Linked DNA regions of Homo sapiens: regions 2 and 3 are each linked to region 1. Evidence: chromatin loops called from intact Hi-C (ENCODE). Cell type or tissue: Calu3. All regions are shown on one strand.

Region 1 (8,000 bases):
TTGCCCCCCAGAGGACATTTGGCAATGTCTGGATATGTTTGCAATTGTCACAACTAGGAAAGGAGGTACCCATAGGATACACAGGAAAGTCCTCACACAGTTGTATCCTGCCCAGACTGTCCGTAGAGCCAGGGTGAGATGCTCTGACAGAGCCACAGTGAACATTGCATTCCATCATCTGGGTATCTCCAGGAATGTATGTAGCTGGATGTCTGGCTTTTCATCTGGGTTTCACGAGCCTCCTGCAGAACTGAAACCATGTGCAAATCAGTTCTCATACTTGCTCTCCTGCCTCCTTCCTATTGTAATTTTTTCTTCCCACCTTTTTTATTGTTACTAGAGAAATGATGAAGAAAAAGAATAGGCTGGAGAGTCACTCAAAATTTTGTTTTCCTCAATTAAAAAGAAGTAATTTAGAAGTTACTCAATGATGTTTTCTTTAATTAAAAAAAAAAGTAGTTTGGGAAAGCAGAAAATTAATGAAGACAGAAAACACAGGTTTCATGAAAAAGTTCAGCATCCCAGGAAAGGAGCAAAGAGAAGTCTGCAGATGAGAGTTGCTCAGTGTCAGGACTCAGAAAACAATACCCCAAGATAATGTTCAAACCTGAGTGCTTTGAACAAAGGATATTGAAAGACCTCAGAAGAGGGCCTCAGAACTCACATGTCTCTCTGACCTTCTCCTGTCTCTCCTTCACTTCCAAAGCATGATCTTTGGCCAGGGGATCTCTCTGGGATTCCCTTATCTGCCTGAGGGATGTACTTCCAAAAGAAATGTGACTGGCATGACCTCCTCCCTAGGAATCTCTTCAAACAGCCGGGAAAGACTGGTCACCTGAGAGGAGATTGGAAGTCCTCACTGCACTCAGAAAGGCTGTTGTCCATTCTTCTAGAGACTTTATCTGAATAACAAGGCAACTTTTGTTTACCATTCAGTTCCTCCCCTTTCCTTTCTAACTTGTCACCACCTCCCCCAAAAGCCTCAAGCCTCCACTCCTACAAGCTATAAAGACTTCAACCATCTGGCTTCTCCATGAGTCTCATGTTTTGTGTGGCTCTTAGGCATATGTGCATGGTAATACATGTGTATGCCTTTCCTCCGGGTAATCTGTTTATTGTCAGTTTAAAGCAGCCACAGAGTTAAAGACGGAAGCCTTCAGAAGGCTTTCCCTTTGCCCCTGCATCCATCACCTGAGAGCCCACCCATGACAGACTTGAACTATGGACAGAGGCTGCAGTCAATAGAGCCCAGGGTGAGACTGACTACAGGAGAAGCTGGGCCTTGGGGGATAAGCCCAAGCTTCTCAATTCTCAAACTGCAGGTTAAGCCTCTATAATGGAGCCTGAATTCCATTCAGTGAGTCTTGACCAGCATTTTAAAATGTGAAATAACAGAACTCAGTAGAAAATATCAAAGGGCATTACTTATAGTGAGGTAAGAATATTCTGCGAAATTTTAGTTTTATATTGAGTGTGTGTGTGTGTGTGTGCACGCGCACGCCAGGCCTTGTTGTAAAATATACTTCTTATAATGGGTTGTGTTCAAAACAGCTTGTAAAATATGGGAGCAGATGAAATGATGGAGGATTTGGTAAGAACTAAATATTTGTAAGCAAATTTTGCAGTGAAAAGAACAAGGAAATTATTAATTCAAGAGAAATCAAAAGTAGTATAAGAAAGAAAATGCAACCATATTGCCATACTTGGCTCTGCTGTAAATAACATCTACTTGGCCACATGACATAAATGCTGATTATGATGATGTCATTGAAAACGGTAATTTAGCCATGCAGGAGGCTGTGAGTTATGGTGGCAAGTGGAGGAAGAGAGCTAATCCCTCCTCTGGGGGCCGGCATTGAGAGATCACAGAGCAACTTGAATCCCCGTGAAGCACTTGCTCTTACAAGATTTGGAAGAAACTTGCACAAACAGTAAAGTGTCTTTACTTGTGGATGTCTCTGGGAAAAGATGGGCAGGGAACAGAAAGATTCAACGGTGTTTGATTTGGTGACCATATATCTCTTTAATTTAAAAAGGGATCATTCAGGACCAGTGAGGCCATGGTGGTGTTCATTGGAAAGAGCCCAGGGACCCAGGTGGCTCTTGGCTCCATCACCTAGAACCCCATGCCCTTGAACGAGTCCCTCTCCAGCTTTTGACACCAGTTGGCCAACCTCTAAAACAAAGAGGCCAGGCCAAATTATTTTGACTTGTCCTTGGAGCCCTGTGAGTCTGTCTCACCACGGAGTGACTTGGGAGTCTGGGTACCACCCACCCTGACTCCATGTCAAATACCGTGCACATCTCAAGCACAGTGCCTGGCTCAGCACAGGCAGCAGGAAAGCTGTGTGGGTGTGCATCAGGGTTGGTGGACACAGTAGACAGCCTTTGCTCTCCCAAGATGGGGGAGGTCCGGTACCATGACTTAGGGAACTGCTGGTTCCTAACCAACCCCCCCACCCACCCCGGACAGTAGTGCAGAAAGGATGCTTTCCTAATCAGCTAATTTTCACAAAATGTGGGATGCCCTGGTGGGATCCCGTGGTAGGAGAGTAGATGACTTCCAGGAGCACATAGAGGGGGCAGAGGCTGCGGGCTGACCCTTGATACCCCTCATCCCCTTCATTTAACATTAGAAATCCCAAAGTTTAGTTGCCTGGACCGGAACTGAATTTCCCATCCTGCCTTGCAGCTGGTGTGTACCTTCCCAGTGTACCCTTAAATGCATGAGTACGCCCCACTTACCCTTTTCCTCTTCCCTCCTGCCTGATGTGACTTGCACCTCCTTGGACCAGGTGGACAAGAAAAGCCTCCGTCAATGACAGAGCCCAAGATGGGCAGGTCGAGGATCAGCCCCGGGAGCCGCCCAACTAGCTCGCCCCTCGCCCCCGCCCCCCAGCCCCCACAATCCCCCGATGGCGAGGCTGTCATGTGGGAGAAAAGCAAACCTCTGGTTCATGAAATTGCAGGTATTTGGAGCCTCTGCACAAGCTAGTGAACTTGTATATCAATAAGTAGGGGGAGTACATTTTTTATTTCAATAGTTATTCACTTTAATGTGTATTAGAAAAAAAATTCCAACTTATTAATCAAACCTGTGATTTCATTATGGCGACAGAGGACGTTAAAGTAGGTAACACATTTTTTACTTTTACCATGAGTAAAAATGTGAGCCGGTTTAGTTTAAAAGAAAACGCCAGAAAACAGCATGGGCATGACAAGGGTTTGGCAACAATCACGATCATCCTGGAGTGACTGAAGCTCGTCCACTTGGGACAGGTGACCATGTGGGGGACTCTGGAGCAGCAAAGCAGTCAGGGTGAGGGGTCAGAGGCACCAAACTTCCTCTTAGAAAAACACGAGGGAACCGACGAACCCATGTCCAGGGAATGCTGAGGACGCTCTTGACTGTAGGGGGACCGAGCACAAAGCCCCCGTCGCCGCCCGGCGGACCCGAGCTCCTGGACTCAGCCTTGACCGACACTGACTCTGTTCCCACAGCGGCCGCTTTGTTCGTCTCCTTTGTGGACACTTAGCTCAGCGCCTGTGCTGCTCGGCTGTGACCTGACCTTCGAGGGTCACCTCCTGAATTCAATCGCTGTGACCTGTGCTGCGGACCCCGTCAGGAAGCTCCTGGTCTCCTCCAGTCCCTCCCCCGCCTCATTCGCACAAAAGGCCTCATTGTTCTGCAGGGTCTGATTCAGACCTGCCCTGGTTTCAGTTTCGGCAAACACCCAGCACTGGCTTTGGGTCAGGGGTCACTCTGGAGTGAACGGGGCGCCCTGAGCAACCCCACATCGCTGTGTGATCCCGGCTCATCCACAGGAAGCCCCGGCCCAGGGACCCAAATGGGTCCCAGAAGTGGACCAGATGCAGCGCCGACGGTGATGTGGGGACGCCGGCATCTCCAACAGTGGGAAAGAGGAAACTTTCTACTTTTCATTAAGCCCCGTCCTCTTCTCCCCCAGGGTTACGGGGACACAATGTCTTCACTGGCCATGTTGGAACGTTCTGGGGTGTGAAGGGAACGTCCCCAAGAGCAGTGACTTGACCTTCGCTTTGGCTGAGATTTGAAATTCTCTTCTTACCGATCTTTAAATCTGTACACGCAGGAGTCTGTTTTATATCCAGCCGTCCCTGTGACCTCGGGCGAGTTCCTTACCTTGTGTTTCCTCATCTGTAAAGTGGGAATAATGACCGCACGGCCTCGTGTGCTTGTCAGAACAAAATCAGACAATGCACGAAGACCCGTTGGCCCGGAAAGCTGCAGCTGGGCCCTGACGATGCCACGCTGTCCATCTGGGGAGGGGAAGTTCATTGCTAATTCGACTCAAAGGAGAAAAATGCATGTCCCCCTGAGCTGAAAGAAGGAACGAAGCCAAGTCCACCAGGCCACCGGGTCTCCTTAGGCTGAGGAAATGGACAAGGAGGGCAACATGGAAACTGCAGAGAGCAGCAAAGCCCTTCACTACTGCTGCCCGAACCCTGCAGCGGCTCCTACAGCCACCACAGGTCACTGGGCCAGAAGCAAGTTAGGGAACAGCCACATCACCATTCAGGGAAGCCGCTCCCAGGCGCTGATCCCCGGAATGGTGGATTTGCTAACAGCAGCCACACAGACACCTCACCTCACGCCAGGCTGCTGAGCTCAGCGGGGGGCACGATTGCCCAAGCAGGGGTGGGGCAGGGCAAGGCAGACCCAGTCACATGGTGGGAAAAGCCAAAAAAAACCTGCCTGATTTGGTAAAATGCCAGAACTGGGCATTTTAAAGTTAGTTTTTAAGGCGTAGCCATTTGTTGGGGGTTTTTTTGCCTTGTACTCTCCTGTCTCCCTCCTCGCCACACAATAAACTGTCTCCAAGGCAGCCGCCCTCCCGTTGCCAGGACGTGCGAGGCAGGGAGGTCAGGAGCTCTGCTGTGAGGGCGCCACCCGGCTTCCGGTTTGTGCATGAAAACCCGGCTCAGCTTTTCCGTTCCATGAAGACTGGGCTTCTCCAGGCTGCTCGGTAAATAATCACGGATTCCACTGGGAAGAGAAAACATCCCCACAGCCCCTTCTCCATTGTGCACCCAACCTCCAGGTGTTTTCAGTCTCTCAAAGAGCCCCGACGCCTGAAATTTAACAACTAAAACCTTATTTTTCATTTCCTGAGATTCTCTTGGTGGAATCAGGCAGCCTGGCAGTGCGCAGCACCTAGGGTGGCTCATGATGAAAAATCCAGAGGGGACTTTGCCTTCCTGCATGTCCTTTTGTCACCAGAACCCGGGGACCAGCAGGACCCAAAGCTCCCTGCGGGATCAGCTGGGTCTGGGAATCACTGTCCTGGGCCCATTTGGACTTTTCGGATGAGGCCGGTGTTTGGCCAGCACCTGGGCTGGGCAGGTGGGAAGGACAGAGGCGCTGATGGAGAGAGGGAGGGGAAGGGGATTCACAGCCGTCCTGGGAGCCCCACGGGTGCCTTTGGCCTCTGGCTCCTCTGCCTGCCCCTCAGGCTGGTTAAATTCCCCCCTGAAAGTTCCCCATTGGGCAAGTCCAGCAAGCCTGAGCCAGGCCTGTGATCTCAGGGTGGGTGGAGCTCTAGAAGGCCTGGCCCTCGCTCCTGGAGTCCACGTTCACCCTCAAGGCAGTGAACGGCACCCCACTGCGCATCTACTCACTAACCAGGCACGGGATGGTTTCCATGGTTCCTGTGTCTTAGACCAGCTCGCTCATGGTGACATGGGACACGCTGAGACCCCACCATGGTGCAGAGTGACATTAATGCATTAAATTAGCAGCCTCTGCAACACAAACACATTTGCATGTGGAGCCTGTGACGTTCTTTGGTAAAAGGAATCCTTACATGTTTGCAAACATTACACTCGCTGAGGAAGGGCCTCGGGCTCTGACAAATGATAAATGGGAAAATTAGACGCTTCAGGAAAATGCAAATATCATCCTTCGTAAGTCTGTCCGTTGGCAGGAAATTTAAAAAAAAAAAAAGGTTTCCCCAAAGCAGTGAGGCATTACTTCTCCTCTTTTAAATGCCAGGAAGAAGGGCTGTGATTCTTTTAGGCACTTGCATGGATCTTGATTTCTCTTCCACAGTCTCCCCAACGCCCTGGCAATGTGTAGGGGAGAAGCCTGTGATTTCAGCAGACTGTCCTCTAATTCAGCGTTTCTCAAGCTTTATTTCATAATCACCCCCTAAGGAATCTTTATAGGCAATTTTTTCTTACTTGCCCCCCTATGAATTTTAATACTACATAATTACTGCAGAATGGTTTATGCACTGTGTGGACATCTACATTTTTACATAAAGACAAAAATCTTTTCACCTCTGGGAGCCAGCTCTGGCCCCCATGGGAGCAGTATTCTCCGCTAAGAAGGCCTGCTCCCATTCCTTCTTTTGTTGATTTTGGGAGGAGGTGCAGGAGCTGCCTGGGGCCTTGGGGCAGAGCGATTCGGGAGAGGGGACAGAGAGGACAGAGTCCGGAGAGGGGAGGGGAGGGATGAGGCCGAGGAGCAGCCAGGAGCCCCGTGTGGCTGGGGCCAGGGGGAGTTGAGGGTAGAGGAGTGATGGGTGACTACAGGGCAGGGGCCGGGGGTGGGGGGCGGAGATGGATCATCTCAGGCCTTAGGGGACCCTGTGAGGACTTCAGCTTTTACTCTGAGGGAAGTGGGAGCCATTAGAGGGTTTCAGCAGAGACAGGACATGGTCTGGTTTATTTTTTAATGGATGATCTGTGTGAGGACAGGTTGGGGTTGTGGGGTCAGAGCTGGAGAAGGAGGCCAGCGGGGTCTACTGCAATGGTCCAAGCAGGAGATGATGGTGGCTTGGACCAGAGGGTAGCTGTGAGGGAGGTGGGAAGTGGCCGTATCCTTGATCTGTTTTGGAGGTAGAGCACTGGCACGGTTTGCTAAGAAGGGTATCACCCCAGAGCTGTCAAAGGCTCATCAGGTACCCCCTCTTTTACTGGTATTAACTTCTTATCCTCCCAATGAGGCTATGAGGCAGTTATGCATTCTCTTAATGGGAGACTGAGACACAGAAAGGCTAAATACAGTCCTCAGAGATTACACTACCAAGAGTCAGAGTCAGGGTTTGAACTTGGGCAGAGGCTACACTCATGACCACCCTGCTGTGATACTTGGGTTATTTGGGATATAAAAGTGTAAACTGGAGTGCTGGCTACCTCCTGGTCAGTCTCTCTGCAGTAGCCATTGCTTTACAGAGTAGCCGCAAGCTTTCTCAAATACCGCTGCCTTAATCCTTGGCCAGCCCCTGAATCTCACCATTTCCTCCACCAAGCTGCAGCCCCTTTCATCTGCGACACCAGTGCTCTGGGATCCCTGCCTAAGAACTCGGTCTGCCTTACCCAGCTAAACACTCCAACCAGGTCCTTGGAGCTAAGAAAAGTCAAAAGCCTGGATCTTAGCAGTGATCATCAAAATAGTAACAAATATAGTAAAATAAATTTTAAAATTTATTTGCTTTCATTTTCTAAGCAAACTAAACTCTGATAAGATACTTCTTAACTAAGAAAGATATAAGCTGTGGCACAAATCACTCATCCAATTTGTCACTAATTTGTCGGTTGTCTGTCGGTTTTTAAACATTGGTGGTATAATGTGTTGTTTGGCACAGCCGCCACTAGCTAAGCAATGCTCCTATCTGAAACTAATGGATGAGGGAGCCACAGCCACCTCTTCCAACCACCTCTTGATTAAATGAATGGTCATTAGGTCCCTGGCACCGAGGAGTCATTACAGACAAGGACAGGTGGCTATGCCACCAGCACATCACAGCCAAGTGCACCCTGGAGTCCCACCTTCCCACAAGACCCCCACCGAAGAGCTCACCCTCCCCTTGGCCCTGCTGACAACAAGCAGTGGCAACCCTCAGGCTCCCTCCCCCCTCATGCAAATATCCAGGCTCTGCAGTAGCAAAATGCAGACAAATTCTCTTTCTCTACCCCAGTTCGGTACAACCTATTGTTGTTACTCATGGTAGATATGT
Region 2 (8,000 bases), 160 kb after region 1:
TTTCCTGCAGTCTCAGACACCTGGGAGCCAAAGTCTTATGGAAACAAAATGGAAATGTACATAAGAGCCCTTGGGGATTTGCAGAGGCAACATTCCCAAGGCTTAATCACATGGAATTGTTCATATAGAGCTTCTTCCAGCTTGATGTGAAGGGATTTAAACCCCTTCCTTCAATTTTATTTCCCAGCCTGCTGTGGGGATGTGTGTAATTCTTATCTCCGTCACAGTTAATCAAGCGCCCATACTAAGGAGATAACGTCCCTTCCCTCCGCACCTGACTTAGGGAATTAAACGGCTGCATATCTGTTGCTCCAACTGCATGGAAGTCCACAGTCCTCCCCAAACCTCACCTCGAGCTTTTCAAGTAATGGATTTCGATAAGGGCATAATAATCACCATCTTCTTTCAGTTTAAAAATGCAGTGCTGGGTAAAATAATGTTTCTAGTAAGAGCAGAAAACATGGGAATATCGTGGATAAAGTGCAGACAGAAATTGGCGATAAGGGAGGTGGGGAGATGGGAAGCTCTGGGTGAAGATGAAGATGGGGACAGGGTGGGGATGAGGTCCTGGAGTGCGGGTAATAAGGAAACCTAAAGCTGCCAACATAATTAAGACTGCCCGAGCCAGGAGACACACGGGGCATTTTTTAAGGATGTAAGGTGTGAGAGGTCATTAAACTAAGTTACCAGAGCTTCCAAGAGACAAGGAGAGTAATTGAATGAGAGGCCCTGACATTGCAGAAAGTCTAAATTAATTCTTTTCTTGGCTGCTCATGCAGGATGAAAAAGCAGTTACCAGAAATAAAAGATAACCAAAATATTTTTGAACATACACAAAATGAGTGTGTGAGGGGGGAGTATAACTATATACCTACGGAGAGAAGAGAAAGAAGTGGAGAAATGAGGGGGGCAGGGAAAGAAACCCTAATAAAGGGAATTGAAAAAATCATTCATTTTTTGATGTTACAGTGGGAGTTTCTGTGACACAAATATACTTGAAAAGCTGCCTTTGACCTGCCTTTTGAGCCATAGTTGATACTTACCTCATGCAGGGCAGGTAAGCCCCACAGTGGGGCTTAGTTCAGGAGGGTTCTTGGCTTTGTGCAAGAAAGAATTCAAGGGCAAACCGGAGGCAGAAGAAAACAGCTTTATTAGAGAGCCAGTATTACTGCTCTGTGACCGCTCCTGCAGAGCAGGGCTACCGCATAGGCAGAGAGGAGCAGCTCAGAGCAGTTTTGCAGTCATATTTATACCCACTTTTGTTTTTGTTTTTGTTTTTGTTTGAGACAGAGTCTCGCTCTGTTGCCCAGGCTGCAGTTCAGTAGGCCATCTCAGCTCACTGCAACCTCTGCCTCCTGGGTTCAAGTGATTCTCCTGCCTCAGCCACCTGAGTAGCTGGGATTACAGGTGTGCACCACCACACTCAGCTAATTTTTATATTTTTAGTAGAGATGGGGTTTTGCCACGTTGGCCAGGCTAGTCTTGGAGTCCTGGCCTCAAGTGATCCACCTCCCTCGGCCTCCCAAAGGGCTGTGATTACAGGTGTGAGCCACCATGCCCGGCCTTATACCTACTTTTAAAAACATTCTTCTAGGGAAAGGAGAGTAACTTTTGGGTATTCACGTCATTGCCATGGAAAGGGGTATTAACTCCCGGGTGTTGCCATGGCAATGGTAAACTGACATGGCACACTGGTGGGCATGTCTGATGAAAAGCTGCTTCCACCCAAGCTCTGTTTTAGCAAGCACAGATTTTGGTCCAGTGTCTGAGCCCCACCTCTGGAGTTGAGTCCCGCCTCCTACCTCACACTTCCAGGTCCCAGGCTTTGCAGGAACCACAGCAGCCCCTTAGAGCTGTCAGGGAGCCAGGGCCAAGGCCGCATTGCCCATTCTTTGTCCTGTGAATCCTACATCCTCACTGCCTGCACAGATGTCCCCAAATCCCCACTCCAGGGTGAGCGCAATACATTCCAACACCACTGCCTGCTCTCTTCTACTCAGAGCTTCACGAATCCCAGAGTGTGAAATCTTTGCACAAACCAAACATGGCACTCGGTAACATTACATCCTATACAGTCTCTCTTGGTTCTTCCAATTACCTCAAAGAAAACATCTTGATTTGGTGCTGATGTGCCTCTCCCACCTCTCCAAGCCCAGCTTTTCATCCTTTCCAACAAAGAAAGAGAAGCCCCCAGGCTTACTGCAGAATATGGCACCTCTGCTTAAGTTTACTGTTTTTATTTTTACAGTTACCTTCCTTCCCAGCAAGAGATGCTGGTTTCACATTTACTCTGGATGATTTAAGTGTTTCTTTCAAATAAAAGTTTTTTAGTGAAAAAAAAATGGGTTTATTTAAAGAAAGCTATCAGAGATCAGCAAACTACAGCCCTGAGGCCAACTGCCTATTTTTGTAAATCAAGTTTTCCTGGGACACCGCAGTGCTGATCTGTGTATAAATCGTCTCTGGCTATGGCTGCCTGGCATTATGACAGCAAAGCAGGGCACTTGCAACAGAGGCCATGTGTCCCACAAAGCCCAAAATATTCACTCTCTGGCACTTGCCAGAAAATGTTTGGCCACCCCAGGAGCAAAGGATCATCCTGGGGAAAGTGGAGACAGTGGCAGGTGAATGATTTAAATTGAGTAAATAGGGAACCCTGGTTAGGAGCTTGGACCCCAGGGTGAGACAGCACAAGGTGAACCCCAACTCCCCTATAGACCATTGAGTCCCTTCTCGTGGAGGATCCTAGGCTCCCTCATCTGTAAAGTGGGAGAACAGGCCCCACATGAGGCTCTTGTGCAGACTGGTGAGATACTGCGTGCAAGGCATAGGTCTGTGCCTGCCGCAAGGTAGACAGCCAGTAAGTGGCCACCTTGAGTATTACCAGGGCAGGAGGTGAGAAAATCCATTTATCACCAGCTGAGATAAGAGTTGCCCAGAGAAGAACTATTCAGACTTGAGTAGGGATGTGAAGTTGAGGTCAAAGGCAGGAGGTAGAAAGGGATGGGGTTGCTAAGCAACACATCCAGATGCTGGAGGTGGCAGAAGTGGCCAAGGGACCAGGGCACAGATAAAATTACCCACCTGTGTTGCTCCAACGTCACCAGTAAAATCTGTCCGTCACAGCTGCCAGGAACATGGAATTTGAGAAGACTAATAACAAGGAAAGGCCAGGACTGGTGGCTCATGCCTATAGAGCTTCAAGAGGCCAAGGTGGGATGATTGCTTGAGGCCAGGAGTTCAAGACCAGTGCCAACAAAAAGATTGAAACTCTGTAAAATATTTGAAGAGATTTATTCTGAGCCAAATATGAGTGACCATATTAGGGGCTCATGACACAGCCCCAGGAGATCCTAGAACATGTGCCCAAGGTGTTGGGCTATGGCTTGGTTTTATATGTTTAAGGGAGACATAAGACATCAATCAATACAGGTAAGATATATATTGGTTTGGTCAGGAAAGGTGGGACAACTCGAAGGGTGCGAGGGGTGGGGCTTCCAGGTCATAGGTGGATTCAAAGATTTTCTGATTGGCAATTGGTTGAAAGTGCTAACTTATTACCTAAAGTCCTGGAATCAATAGAAGGGAGTGTCTGGGTTAAGATAAGGGGTTATGGAGACCAAGGTTTTATCATACAGATGAAGCCTCCAGGAGCAGCCTTCAGAGCTCTAATCAGGCCTAAAAAGGTCTCTTTTTTAGACTCTTAGTTAATTCTCTCCCAGGTCAGGAATTAGGCCTGGAAAGGGAAAGAGATTCTCTACAGAATGTAGATTTTTCCCACCAGAGACAGCTTTGCAGGGCCATTTCAAAATAGGTCCAATTAATATATTTTAGGGTAAAATACTTGGATTTCTTTCAGAACCTGCTGTCATTTTGTGATGTGTCACAATGCTACAAAGAGTCATTTGTCAGCCTTTAGGTCTCTGCCTTAATGTTAATGCTGGTCAGCTGTGCCTCAATTCCAACAAGAGGAAGGCATAAGCCATTCCCATCGTGCCCTGCACTCTCGTTCCAGGTTTACTTTGGAATGCCCTTTGCTGAGAGGAGGGATCCATTCACTTGGTTGAGGGCCTCAGAATTTTATTTTTTGGTTTACACCAGTCTGGGCAACACAGTGAGAATCTGTCTCTACAAAAAAAATTTTTTAAAAATTAGCAGGGCATGGTGGCACACACCTGTAGTCTCAGCTACTCAGGAGGCTGAAGCGAGAGGATCGCTTGAGCCCAGGAGTTCAAGGCTGCAGCAAGCTATGATTGCACCACTGCACTCCAGCCTGGGTGACGGCAAGACCCTGACTCTAAGGAAACAAAAACAAAAAAAAAAAATACAAGGAGGAGCCCACACCATGCTTGGATGTGTCAACCTTAAATAATGAGTTTCAGAAATTATGACTAACTATAGTGTTTGAGCTCGAAGCTTGAGGATGACCACCCGGAAGCATAGATCCAATTTGCCCTGAACATGCAAGATAATTAGCCAGAGTTACAAGTGGGTTTTTAAGGAAAAAAGAAGAGGCACTTTCTAAGTTGTTCACCAAGAATTTGCATTAAAATAACACAGACCATTGACTGGCTACACATTGTTCTTTGTATCACAAACTCCAGGAACATCAAGATAATCGGGAAGGCAGCTAGTCATGACTAAAACGCCTTTAAACTCTTGCTCCTGGGCATGGGGCCAGAGGGGTGACTGAAGTTTCATACTCATGTCTCCCTGGACCTGATACCTTCTGCATACCTAACATAGCTCAGATTTCTCTGGGCTATTTTTTTTCCCAAGATGAATGGACTCCTGCAGAAACAAGACGGGCAGCTACAAGAAACAATGTGGAGAGTTAAGAGCTCAGCAGAGGCCAGAAACGAGAGCTGGGAGGAGCAGGAAAAAATGTCAGCTTCATGCTGCGGAAATCTTGAGGATAGCTATGGACATTTGGACAGTCTACATTTGGGATTCAAACACCCAGGTTATGATGAGATTCTGTGGTCCTTTCAAGCTGGAATTGTTGGTGACCTGAACAAATTTATTGTGAAAATAACAGGAACAGGTAAGCCAGTCAGGACCCTCAGGCCATAGATACACAGACAGGGGATGTGTCCTGCATTCCATGAACACAGGGGTTCTGACCTCAGCTGTTCATCTCTCCACGAATCTGCTTTTTCCTTGAGCTTGTGTGAGATTACGCCCGTATTTGTCAGTGTTACCATCATTTGACCTGGATATGCCACAAAAGCCAAAGACTATTATTTGGAACTTGGGTTTGGGGTAAATATTTACCTTGTTACCAAATTCCTCCCTTTGGTCCCCACTTCTTCCTGAGTCATGCCTGAGGCAGTCCCTTTCTGGAACCCTCCAGTTATCTGCACCAATAAATCCTTTTTTCCCCTCAGACTGTGGGGTTGGGTTTTCCATCGTTCAGCAAATGAACAATTCCCAATTTATAGAAACCAGAGAAGGTAGGTACAATTACCCTCCCAATGTTACTGAACCAAAGCTGGGTCTGCTCACCTGGTGCAGCAAAGCCAAGCACTGACACTGAGGTTTGTAGCAAGAGAAACAAGGCTTTAAGGTAGGGCACCAGCAAGGAGAATCAGGCAGCTGATGCTTGAGATGCAAACTTCTTAGGGGCTTATAAGGAAGGGTTTTTAAAGGCAGGGGTAAGTTTCAGGAAAGGAGAAGTTGCCAGCAAAATCATAAACCAATACATGGATGTTACATATTGGTCTACCTTTAAAAAGGCAGGATATTTTGGATTGGGGGCTTGAAGGTCACAGGTGGATTCAGAGATTCTTTGATTTGCAATGGATTTAAAAAACAAGGTTTGTCTAAAATACTTAGGGTCAGCTGAAAGGAATGTTAAGGTTTGGCCTATAGGTGTGACTCTCTACAGGCCCCTCAGGAAGAGATTTAGAACAAAATTGGGGGTCAGGTTCAGTCCCAGTTCCCCTTTATCTGAGGTCTGCATGAAAACAGTCAGCATTTTCCATCTGGTGGGGTCCTAGCTCCTGAAAAACAACTCACTCAAGGACATGGGTCAAGATGTTCTCTTTTACTTTCTATAGGGAACTGGGATGGTTGAGTGTCAACTTGATTGGATTAAAGGATACAAAGTATTGTTTCTGGGTGTGTCTGTGAGAGTGTTGCCAAAGGAGATTAACATTTGAGTCAGTGGACTAGGAAAGGCAGACCCACCCTCAATCTGGCTGGGTACCATCTAATCAGCTGCCAGTGCAGCTAGAATGTAAGCAGGCAGAAGAACACGGACCGACTAGGCTTGCTGAGTCTTCCAGCCTTCATCTTTCCGCTGGATGCTTCCTGCACTCAAACATCAGACTCCAAGTTCTTCAGCTTTTGCACTCTTGGACTTACACCAAGAGTTTGCCAACGGCTCTAGGGCCTTCAGCCACAGACCGAAGTCTGCAATGTCGGCTTCCCTGCTTTTGAGGTTTTGGGACTTGGACTGGCTTCCTTGCTCCTCAGCTTGCAGATGACCTATTGTGGGACTTCACCTTGTGATTGTGTGAGTCAATACTCATTAATAAATTCCCTTTCGTATATACATCAATCCTATCAGTTCTTTCCCTCTAGGGAACCCTAATACAGGAACCTAACATCTTGTGACTCTGGCTTACTTGGGTGGCTTTTATTATTACCTTCTTGCTTAGCAGGTGACATGGTTTGGATCTGTGTCCCTGTCCAAATCTCACGTGGAATTGTAATCCCCGATGTTGGAGGTGAGGCCTGAAGGGAGGCGACTGGATCATGGGAGCGGTTTCTCATGGATGGGTTAACAGCATCCTCTTGGTGCTGCTCGTGATAGAGCTCGTGAAATCCGGTTGTTTAAAAATGTGTAGCACCCACTCCCCCTTCTCTTTCTCCTGCTCAACCATGTGAAGTGCGGGCTCCCCCTTTGCCTTCCGCCATGATTGTGAGCCCCCTAAGGCCTCCCCAGAAGCAGATGCTGCCATGCTTCCTGTACAGTCTGTGGAAGCATGAGCCAACTAAACCTCCTGTCTTTATAAATTGCCCAGTCTCAGGTATTTCTCTACAGCAGTGCAAGAATGGACTAATATAGCAGGTTATTCATTTACTTCCCTAATTGCTGGCTGCAGAACTAGTTAGGTGCTTGGAATCTTCCTTGAAGGGACTCAAATTTTTTCCTTTATCTTTATGTGGGTGGGTGTTGCGGGGGGGTGGGGGGGAGCCTGGCAGACCTCTAAAAGGGGTCCCTGCTCCATCTCACCCGTTATACAGACAAAGACACTGAGGGTACTTCCACCTTACACCCTGCCACGCCTGGATTGCCCACCTCTGTTCTCTCCCAGCCAAAGCAAAGAGAAAAAGAGATAATGCTCACACCCCATTGGCCATGTTTTTGTCACAAGGAGGCCTGGAAAATGTAGTCTTTATTCCAGGAAGCCAGGCTCCCTGCTACCAGGAGGAATGCTGAGGTCATCCAGCAGTCTCTGCCATAGCTGGGTAACCCCCACCTGTCCCTGTCCCCCATGGGGCAACTTTGAGTGCAGGACAGAGGACCCACAAGCCTCACACCAACCTGGCAGGACATCTTCATCACATAGCCTGGCCAGGTCATCCCCAGAGGAGGACAGCACTGGGGTCTGGGCAGAACCAAGGCTCTGGACAGGCCAGAGGGGAAAGGCGTAAGCAATGAAGGGAGCAATATCCACAAAGGCCCCACACCTTTCCTGGGTGCTGCTGGCTTCTTCCCACACCAGACATCTGAGACAGAGGCTGCGGTGAGAGGATCTCATGGTCAGTCACTCTTGCATTGGATGGGAAACTCCCACCTTTGAATGAAATGCTAATTATAGCCTCCATGTACAGTCTGTTACCTGCTAAAAATACGCTGTCTTATTCTAGTCTCTGCAGGTGCAGCCGAGTTGGGGGAAATAATGCTGTTTTTAGCATGAGTACAAGGAGACAACCGAATCCTAGACTCTTGGGGACAGCGTCTGTCTGTCTGGGAACTTGTTTCCAGGAGT
Region 3 (8,000 bases), 600 kb before region 1:
GTCTGGCAGTTGTTGCTGGCAGTCGGTTGGGAGCTTGGGAGGGGCTGCGGAGTGGGCACCTCCATGTGGCCTCAGTGTGGCTTGGGCTTCCTCACAGCATGGCGGCCTTGCAGTGGGGTCTGATTTCTTACACAACAGCGAGGGTCCCAGTGATCCAGGGGGAGCTGGCTCATCTTTTCTGCTGTCCCATGGTGTTCCTTCCACCAGGGCTACGCACGTCTGGCCAGATTCAAGGGGAGGGGACACAGACCCACATCTCAACAAAGGAGCATCAAGGTCCCACCATGGATGAGCCTGCAGGGTACCGTGTGGCCATCCCGTAAAACAGTCAGTCCTGCTGGGTCACAGAGGCTGGCCAGGCCTGGGGCAGCCACGTGGGCCTCCCCTGCAGTACATCCTCCCTCCTAGGAAGTGAAACCCGATCTGATCCCTGGCTGTCGGGGCTGGGCGTTTGTGCTCACGTCCATTTCAAAGAATCTGTGAGCCTCGGAAAGTCCTGGGTGGGCACTCTTCCTTCTCACATGACCCAAGGGTGTTAAAGCCACGATGTCAGGTCCAGGGGGTTCTGAGCAGGGCAGGAGGGTGAACTGAAGGGCTCGTACCAGGAGCTAGAGTCACAACAACCTCTCCTCCTTATTCTAGATAACACATCTGCTCAGTTCTATGTACGCCAGAAACATTGATTTCTTCCCATTTTTTAACCACTCCCAGCTTATTTTTAAGTAGAAAGGAAGCCACCTAACAAACCCAGAAAACCCCACAGAAGAATAAGACCTCGTTTGGGGAAAAAGGCCCCAACCTCCCCCAGCTCTTCCCTTCTGCAGAGGCAAGAAATTTTCCAACTCAGCCTCTGCCCTTGAGCCCTGTGCTCAAAGCCGCCCAACAACATGGAGGTTGCCCTGGAGTCCAGGAGGGAAGGCTGCTGTCCCTGGGAGCCCCTCTCATCAGGCAGGTATTGGCTTGTCAGTGGCAGGATGGGGCGGGGGCGGGGGCAGTGATGATGAGGCTCTGCAGGCTTCAAATGGGGGTGCTGGGCCAGGGCTCCGGGGCCAAGCTTGGAAGGATGCTCATCATGCCTGGCTGGGCAGGAGACCTGGAAACATCTCCCAACCTGCCGGAACTCCGCCTGGGATAACACAGCTTTTCCACCTGGGCCAGAATCAACTGCTGCTAGAGTTTTTTACAGGCAGCTCCCCAGGAAGTTTCTGGCAAGATGGCAGCTTCCAGGGCAGGGGCTCCTGATTTGAGGCAAATGGTACAGCCTGATCTGCTCCGAAAGGGATGACAGGGCTGATCGTTAACCTCTGTGCTCCATCCCATATGCCAGCGTCTCAGAATAAATAAATGAATTTTTAAAAGTCTGGTATAAGTAGAATACCCAAATCTGGGCCTAAATTCATTCATTCATTCCCTTTCTTATTTCAATAAATTTATTTAGAAAGAAAAGTCTATCTTGGAGGAACCAGCACCCATTGCCATAAACCTGGGTCTCTCAACCTTGGCATTACTGCCGCGTGGGCAGGATCATTCTTCGATGGGGGACTGTGCTGTGTATCACAGGGTGTTCACAGGCCTCTGTCCATGAGATGCAAGTAGCACCTACCCCAGTTGTGACAATCAAAAATATCTCCAGACACTGCCAAATGTCCCCCTAGGGGGCAAAACTGCCCCTAGGTGAGAACCCCTGCCATACTTAGATGGCAACAGTATAAAGGCAATGACATTGTGGTTACATTCTTGCTTGCCAAGGCCTCTGCGCTTCCCCTTACATTGGGAGTAGGTCTCCTTGAAGACCATAAAGGAGGAGTTCACGCGATTCCCTCCTTGATGACCCAGAGGCTTGGAGGAGAGCAGAAAAGGAAAAGGGGAAAAAGGAAAAGTTAAAGGTTTTTACGTTGGAAATGGCATTTCCAATGTAGTCCAGGCCCTACCCCGTCTCTTATCCTGAATCTAGGCCACTTCACTCACTCAGGTCTCCTGCCCGACCCTCCTCCTGCCATGACCTGCTTATGATGAGATCAACGCCACTTACGCCCTGTGCGTGGACGGCTAAGATGAAGACTACACCTTGATCCAGTCAATGGGACCTGGTTGGTGGAGGCCACCGGTCTGGCACAAGACTTGGCAATGCAAGAAGTCTGGATGTTGTCTGGTGACCTTTGGAGAGAGATATGTTTGCAGTGGCCTTTGTCTAAAGCAGGGACAAATATGCAAATGCATCCAAGGGTCGGGCAGGAGACCTGAGTGAGTAAAGTGGCCTAGATTTAGGATAGAGATGGGGTGGCGCCTGGACTACACCGGAAACACCATTTCCAAAGTAAAAACTTTCAACCTATTTTAAGCACTGAGCGGGCTCCATAAAGCCCCGCTGGAGCTTGGCCTGGGAGCTATGTGCGACTCTTCCAAGCTATCCAATCTTTCCTGAGCACCTACTATGTGCCACATGCTAAGAAACAGCAGTGGCCACAAGGCAGGCCAGGCCTCTGTCCTCATGGAGCTGTGATACCTTGGTGGAGGAGAAAATGAATGAATGAAGATTGTCTTAAGAGCTTTGGAGGAAGCTGTCAGGTGATAGGATGGACAGTAAATTGGGAAAGGCCTCTCTGGCATGAGGAGGTGGCATAAGGAAATGGCATCTGAGCTGAGAGCAGAGGCGGGCGAGAAGCCAGTTGTGGGCAAAATGCTTTCTATGAACGGAGGAAGTAAGTGCAAAGGCCCTGGGGTGGGAATGTGCACAATGAAACCAACATGGTGCAGCCGAGCACGGCAGTGTGGCCCACAGGAGGCTGGACACCCCTTTGCCCCAGCCCATGCCTTCTGGGCAGGCCACACCCGCTGTCCTTTCTGGCTGTTTAGAGGAAGTAGAAATCAGATACAGAAATTCCCACCTCTGTTCTTTGTTCCTTTGTCTCAGCTGTGGACAAAAGCTTCCCTGGCAGGGAGTTACAAAGTTATTTCTGCAAAAGGCCTTTGGCCAAAAGCAATAAAGTCCGACTTGAACAGAGTCATTATTCACGCCTAACTGTGGGCTGGTTCTCAGTGTAGACTGCCACAGTGGGGACTGACAATTCCACCTTTTTAACCCCCTCCTCCTTTTCAGCCCCACATTTTCTTAGCCCTGCTTACCCCCACAGAACATGTATTTATGTTTCCAGAGATTGTCGTTTCCTTCCAGAAGAATATAAAAGGAATAAAAGGTATTTTGACGGCTTGGTATTAATAATCCAATTACTTCTTTCCTTTTCACCCAATCCACAGGCGAGCGTGCCGTCCTCAGCCAGCTTGCCCCTGCTATTAGCAGATGAGCTGTTCATTAGTTCACCTTGGAAACAGCCCGACACTTACAATTATTTTAGAAGCTGGGGGAAGGAGTCAGAATCAACTTTTACCAAATCACCTGCTACATTTGGAGATGCGAGTGGAGTGCCTTTGGAACGACAGGTCGGCTTCCCAATGTGGCTTGCTGTGCAATCTAATTAGCAGCCGGAAATAGACCGGCAAGTGGGAGGAAAGCCCGGGTCAGAGGCTCTGCGAGCTGAGATTAGTCTGGATCAGTTTTTCCTACTAGCAGCCTCCCCTGCTGCGGGGACTCACTGGGTGTCACCAGGTGTTGGGGTGGAAGGCAGTGTCACTGGTGAGGCGGGGTCTGGGAGGAGGGAGTGCAGGCATTGAGCCCAGGTCCCTCATTACCGCGCATGCTCTCCTTTCAGGAGCCAGAAGCAAACTGCCCCTATCTTCTGGAGGGGGATATTGAGGCATGGCAGGGGTTCTAGGAGTTGACTTTGCCCCGTAAAGTGGAGAGAAGCTTCCAGACCCCCAGCAGCACCTGAGCTATGGGGCCCTGGAGCTGGAGAAGCTGCCACACAGGTTTGGGCATTCTACTTATACTGGACTTTCAAAGTCCATTCACTCGTTTTAAAATGTTCATTGCTCTGCCAGGGGTGGAGTCACCTATGCAGGGGCGGTGCAGAGATTTCTAACAATTTTTGTCCATCTGGTCCCCTTCTTTTGACAGCACCCCAGCTTCCTTTTGAGGACTCCCTCCCCTCTGCCAAGATGCCCCCATCCTCTCTGCCAAGGGGTGATCATGTGACCAAGGTCAATCAGACTTTCTTACCATGTCCCCAACTGTCAAATAAAGTGTCAAGGGCAGAAAGAAAAAGCAGGGGTGCATTTGTCGCATTGGGATGGAAACTCTCCTTCAGGAGGCTGCTAGTAACTCCTGCGCCAAGGTCCCCAGAATTTCCTCAGTTCCTGACCTGTCCTTTCCTGAGCCCCCCAGTAAATCCTGTTCCAGCTTGAGGTAGTAAGTGTTGGGCTCTGCTACTTGCAGTCTGTGATGAATGGGTACTTTGGTGGACTCCAAAAAGCCACACTGCCTGGTATTCAAACCCTTGTGTGGGCCCCACCTCATGAAACCGGGCTGGCTTTGGGACCTGTTTTGACCAAGAGAAGGTGGCAGAAGTGATGCTGTGCCGGTTTTGCGGTTAAGCCTTAAGAGACCGTGGCAGCTTTCATTTTTGCACTCTTAGAAGTCAGGCTACCCTGAACCTGCCATACTGCGAGGAAGCCCAAGTAGCCATAGGGCAGAGCCCACATGGAGAATAACTGAGCTCCCATCTGGTGACCAGCAAGAGCTGCCAGCCATTTGAATGGGGTTGTTTTAGACCTGCCAGCTGATATCACATGAAGCTGAAGAACCACCTGGTCAAACCACAGAATCGTCCAAAATAAAATGTTGTTACCTTAAACCACTGAGTTTGGAGTGGTTTGTTATACAGCAGAAACACAACCCAAGAATCCTCAGTGACACTGATCAGAGCCCATTCCCCCAACAGAAATGTCACAAATGACTATGAGGTTAAGACTTTCAGCCTCTTCGGCTAATGAACACTTGGAGGAGAACATCATTCATTCATTCCTTTAGTCATTCATTCAAACAGCCAGTAAGCCTAGCACAGATGGTACAAAGATGAACAAGCTTCAGGACCTCCTGTTCTAGTGAGGGCATCACACACAGTGCCTCAGTTTCCTTACTGATAAAGTGAAGATGATATTAGTCCCTGCTTCAAAGGCTTGCTGTGATGATGAAATGCTGGGCAAAAAGTAATCAATAGATATTAGACATTATTATTACTACACACTTGCAATGCACAATGTAAGTGTCCAGGGACACTTGCAATGTCCCTGGAAGTGTAGCCATTGGGTACAAAGTGTCACAACGGGAGACAAACTCAAATGCCTACGTGGGCCAGGCAGATAATGTAAACGGGTGAAGTGGACGCATAAGAAAACTCCACACCCCACTTCCTCTCCAGCTCTCATCTGGCCACTTTTGGTAGAGATGGAACAGAGAAATATTGCTCCACAATGAGAAAAACAGAAGGGAAAGTGCAATGAAAAGCCAAATGAATTGGTTCACAATGTCAGGCTATAGGGGATGGTGGGGACCACATCTCCCCATTTTTCAGGAGAAGCTGAAAATCCAGATTTTTAAAATGTGAAATCTCGTAGTTGTTACAAATCTGACAGCTTTTTAGAAGGTTCAAACAAAACATTTCTGCGAGCTGAACAGAGCCCCTGGTTAGGTGGCCTGTGATGTCCTATTCTACCAGCATGGCAGAGCAAGGAGAGACTTCGTTGTGTCTCTTTCCTCCTTTGTAAAACGGGGTTGGAAGATCCCCACATCGCTGAGTTATTCCACATTCACAGGAGCGCGCACTTAAACCACCACTAGCCTGTACAAAGTGCTCGGTAAATGTGAGCTTTCAGGAGGGTAGGTTGGGGAGTGGAGGTTAAAGAGGCTGCTCTCCTGGGCTGTGACCGCTGTTCTTTCAGGAAGGGACAATTTAGGGAAGGGAGTTGTCTTTTCAAGGGCACATGCAGAAATATTTAACCCAAGAGCCCTCATTAGAATGTCACACCACTGACCTGGAAGACTAGCTTGGCCCCAGAGTCATCAGAAGTGGAGGGTTCCACCAGCCCTTCTGCAAGGCCGTGAGGTCCCTGCCGTGGCATAAAGGGGACGATCCTTCCTCTGCAAGCAATGCTAGCACAAAACCCCAGCTCTGGCACTGGGGAGCAAGTGAGTGTGTATGAAACCAATCCTCCCAGCCACCTGCTTAGCTTTTTGCAAATGACTAACAGGTTTTGACATCCTTGCCCTGAGCAGTCACCTTCGAGCAAACATGCTAGCCAGATGTGCCTGTAGCTCTCCAAGCCTCTTTCTTTTCTTGCTTCCTTCATTCAAAAAAAAATTTACTGAGTATCCAAAGAGTGCCACCCTGGTTCTCAGTGCTGGGGATACAGCGATGAACAAGACAGACAATGTCCCTACAAGCACAGAGCTTGCTTTTTAGTGAGGAGAGAGAAGACAAAGGACAAATAAGCAAACCAGGCTAATTCCAGAGAGTGATAAGTGTTATAAAACATAAAACAGGTTGTCCTTCCAGCATTCTAGGGAGGTGACATTTCAGCTGAGATCCGAAGCATAGGAAGGAGCCAGGTCCTTTCCCAGTGTTTGATTTAGAGGTGAGTGCAAAACCCAACTCCGGACCAATGAAACAGAAAGCAAAGTCTGCTAGGGTGGGAGTGTTCTGGCAAGGATTTTACTCTCTGATTAAAAGAGAGACAGCAAGGAGTCCTGTCCTATAGTCCCACTTTGTAGGGTGATGCGACGTCTGGAGCTGTGGCAGCCATATTGAGACTATGAGGCAACAAGGCCAAAGACATGATGAGGACAGAAGAAGAGGCTTGAAAGATCCTGGGACCTTGGATGACACTGTTGTACTGAAAAACCAGCGCCTGGACTCCCCTGCTTTGGACTTGGTGTTATGTGAGAATTAAATGTTTCTATTGCATAAGCCACTGTCAGTCAGAAATGTGATTCCTCATAATGAAACCATTTCAATTCACATTAAAATGATCAGGACTCTAAGCTACTAAGAATTATAGTAGGCTTTCCTGGTCTCTGAAATATCCAGATAAGTGGCCTGCAATCAGAAGTCTATGGATAGTATCTGTCTCGAGAGCAGACCAGAAATGTGGCTTTCAGATGGTCTGATTTTCACCAAGCAGGAACATCTCCAAGGCTTCTGTGAGCTAACAGTTTTTTCAATCTCTTTTCAAAAAGTTCCAGGCCAGGCAGGGTGGCTCACGCCTGTAATCCCAGCACTTTTGGAGGGTCACTTGAGCCCAGGAGTTTGAGACCAGCTTGGGCAACATAGCAAGATCTCATCTCTACCAAAAAAAAAAAAAAAAAATTAGCTGGGTATGGTGGCCTGTGCCTATAGTCCCACCTACTTGGGAGGCTGAGGTGGGAGAATCACTTGAGCTTGGGAGGTTGAGGTGGTAGTGAACTGAGACTGTGCCACTGCACTCCAGCCTGGATGACAGTGCAAGACCCTGTCTCAAAAACAAAAAAGCTCCTCTTCTCTGGCTACTGGGGTGGGTCAAGTCACCCGCTGGGGTCCTGACCATGAGCCAATAAGAAAAGCTATTGGCCACATTCTTCCCCTAACACATCTGGCTTCCACATGGCCAAACACATCTTTGGTACTATTTGTGGTCCCTGGGGATGGCCCTGTCCACCAACTTACACACACAAGACCTGGCCATAACAACTCTGAGTTTGGGATAGAATTTATCTAAGATTCAAGCTGGGCCCAGGTGTGCAGAGCAGTGGGCCAGGCCTTCTGTAAGATGACGCTCCATGGCAGAGGCCAGGGCCACTGGGCAACGTGTGCTTTGGAATCACATTAAGAGAACGTGGGGAATTCAAAACATTCTGGTTACAGAGAATTCCAAGAAGCCCTGGCCTGGGCTGGAGGAGAAGCTCTGAAGGCCATGCCAACAGCTGTTCCACCCAGAAGGCATCGTGCTGCCTACAAGGCCCGAGATCCCACATGACCTTAAGCAATTTCCCAAGGGCATCTGTGGCAGAGCAATGAATATTTAGCTCTGTCTGTTAATCACTGAGAAACCAGGCGATGAAGAAGGGG

Evidence for each region. Hi-C counts contacts between places; a loop is a spot of excess contacts. Peaks named below come from ENCODE experiments on the same cell type or tissue, not always from the same donor. Only the 100,000 strongest peaks of a DNase experiment are listed, where the experiment ranks them.
Region 2: a loop joins it to region 1, with 2.6 times the contacts of the local background. A loop is called at or near these places in 2 of 110 quality-filtered maps.
Region 3: a loop joins it to region 1, with 6 times the contacts of the local background. A loop is called at or near these places in 3 of 110 quality-filtered maps.

The regions. Positions count from the first base shown.
Region 1 is chr20:48,369,607-48,377,606 of GRCh38, forward strand. LINC00494 (long intergenic non-protein coding RNA 494) reads left to right here. Exons shown (of 5, transcript NR_026958.1): 5 at 1-1,032. Among named protein-coding and RNA genes, the nearest start is that of LINC00494, 14 kb to the left of the region's middle. In Calu3, no CTCF peak of the experiment used is centred here; DNase peaks (open chromatin) are centred at 3,295, 3,675, 4,595 and 4,725.
Region 2 is chr20:48,533,903-48,541,902 of GRCh38, forward strand. It overlaps LOC105372646 (a long non-coding RNA gene), which reads right to left. Exons shown (of 4, transcript XR_936817.4): 3 at 1-34. Among named protein-coding and RNA genes, the nearest start is that of LINC00494, 180 kb to the left of the region's middle. RefSeq lists an enhancer at 7,640-7,719. In Calu3, no CTCF peak of the experiment used is centred here; DNase peaks (open chromatin) are centred at 4,349 and 4,679.
Region 3 is chr20:47,770,730-47,778,729 of GRCh38, forward strand. The region is part of intron 1 of SULF2 (sulfatase 2); the gene reads right to left. LOC124904922 (a long non-coding RNA gene) reads left to right here and starts at 3,361. Exons shown (of 3, transcript XR_007067620.1): 1 at 3,361-3,441; 2 at 3,711-3,867; 3 at 4,016-8,000. In Calu3, a CTCF peak has its summit at 3,568; DNase peaks (open chromatin) are centred at 2,812 and 3,592.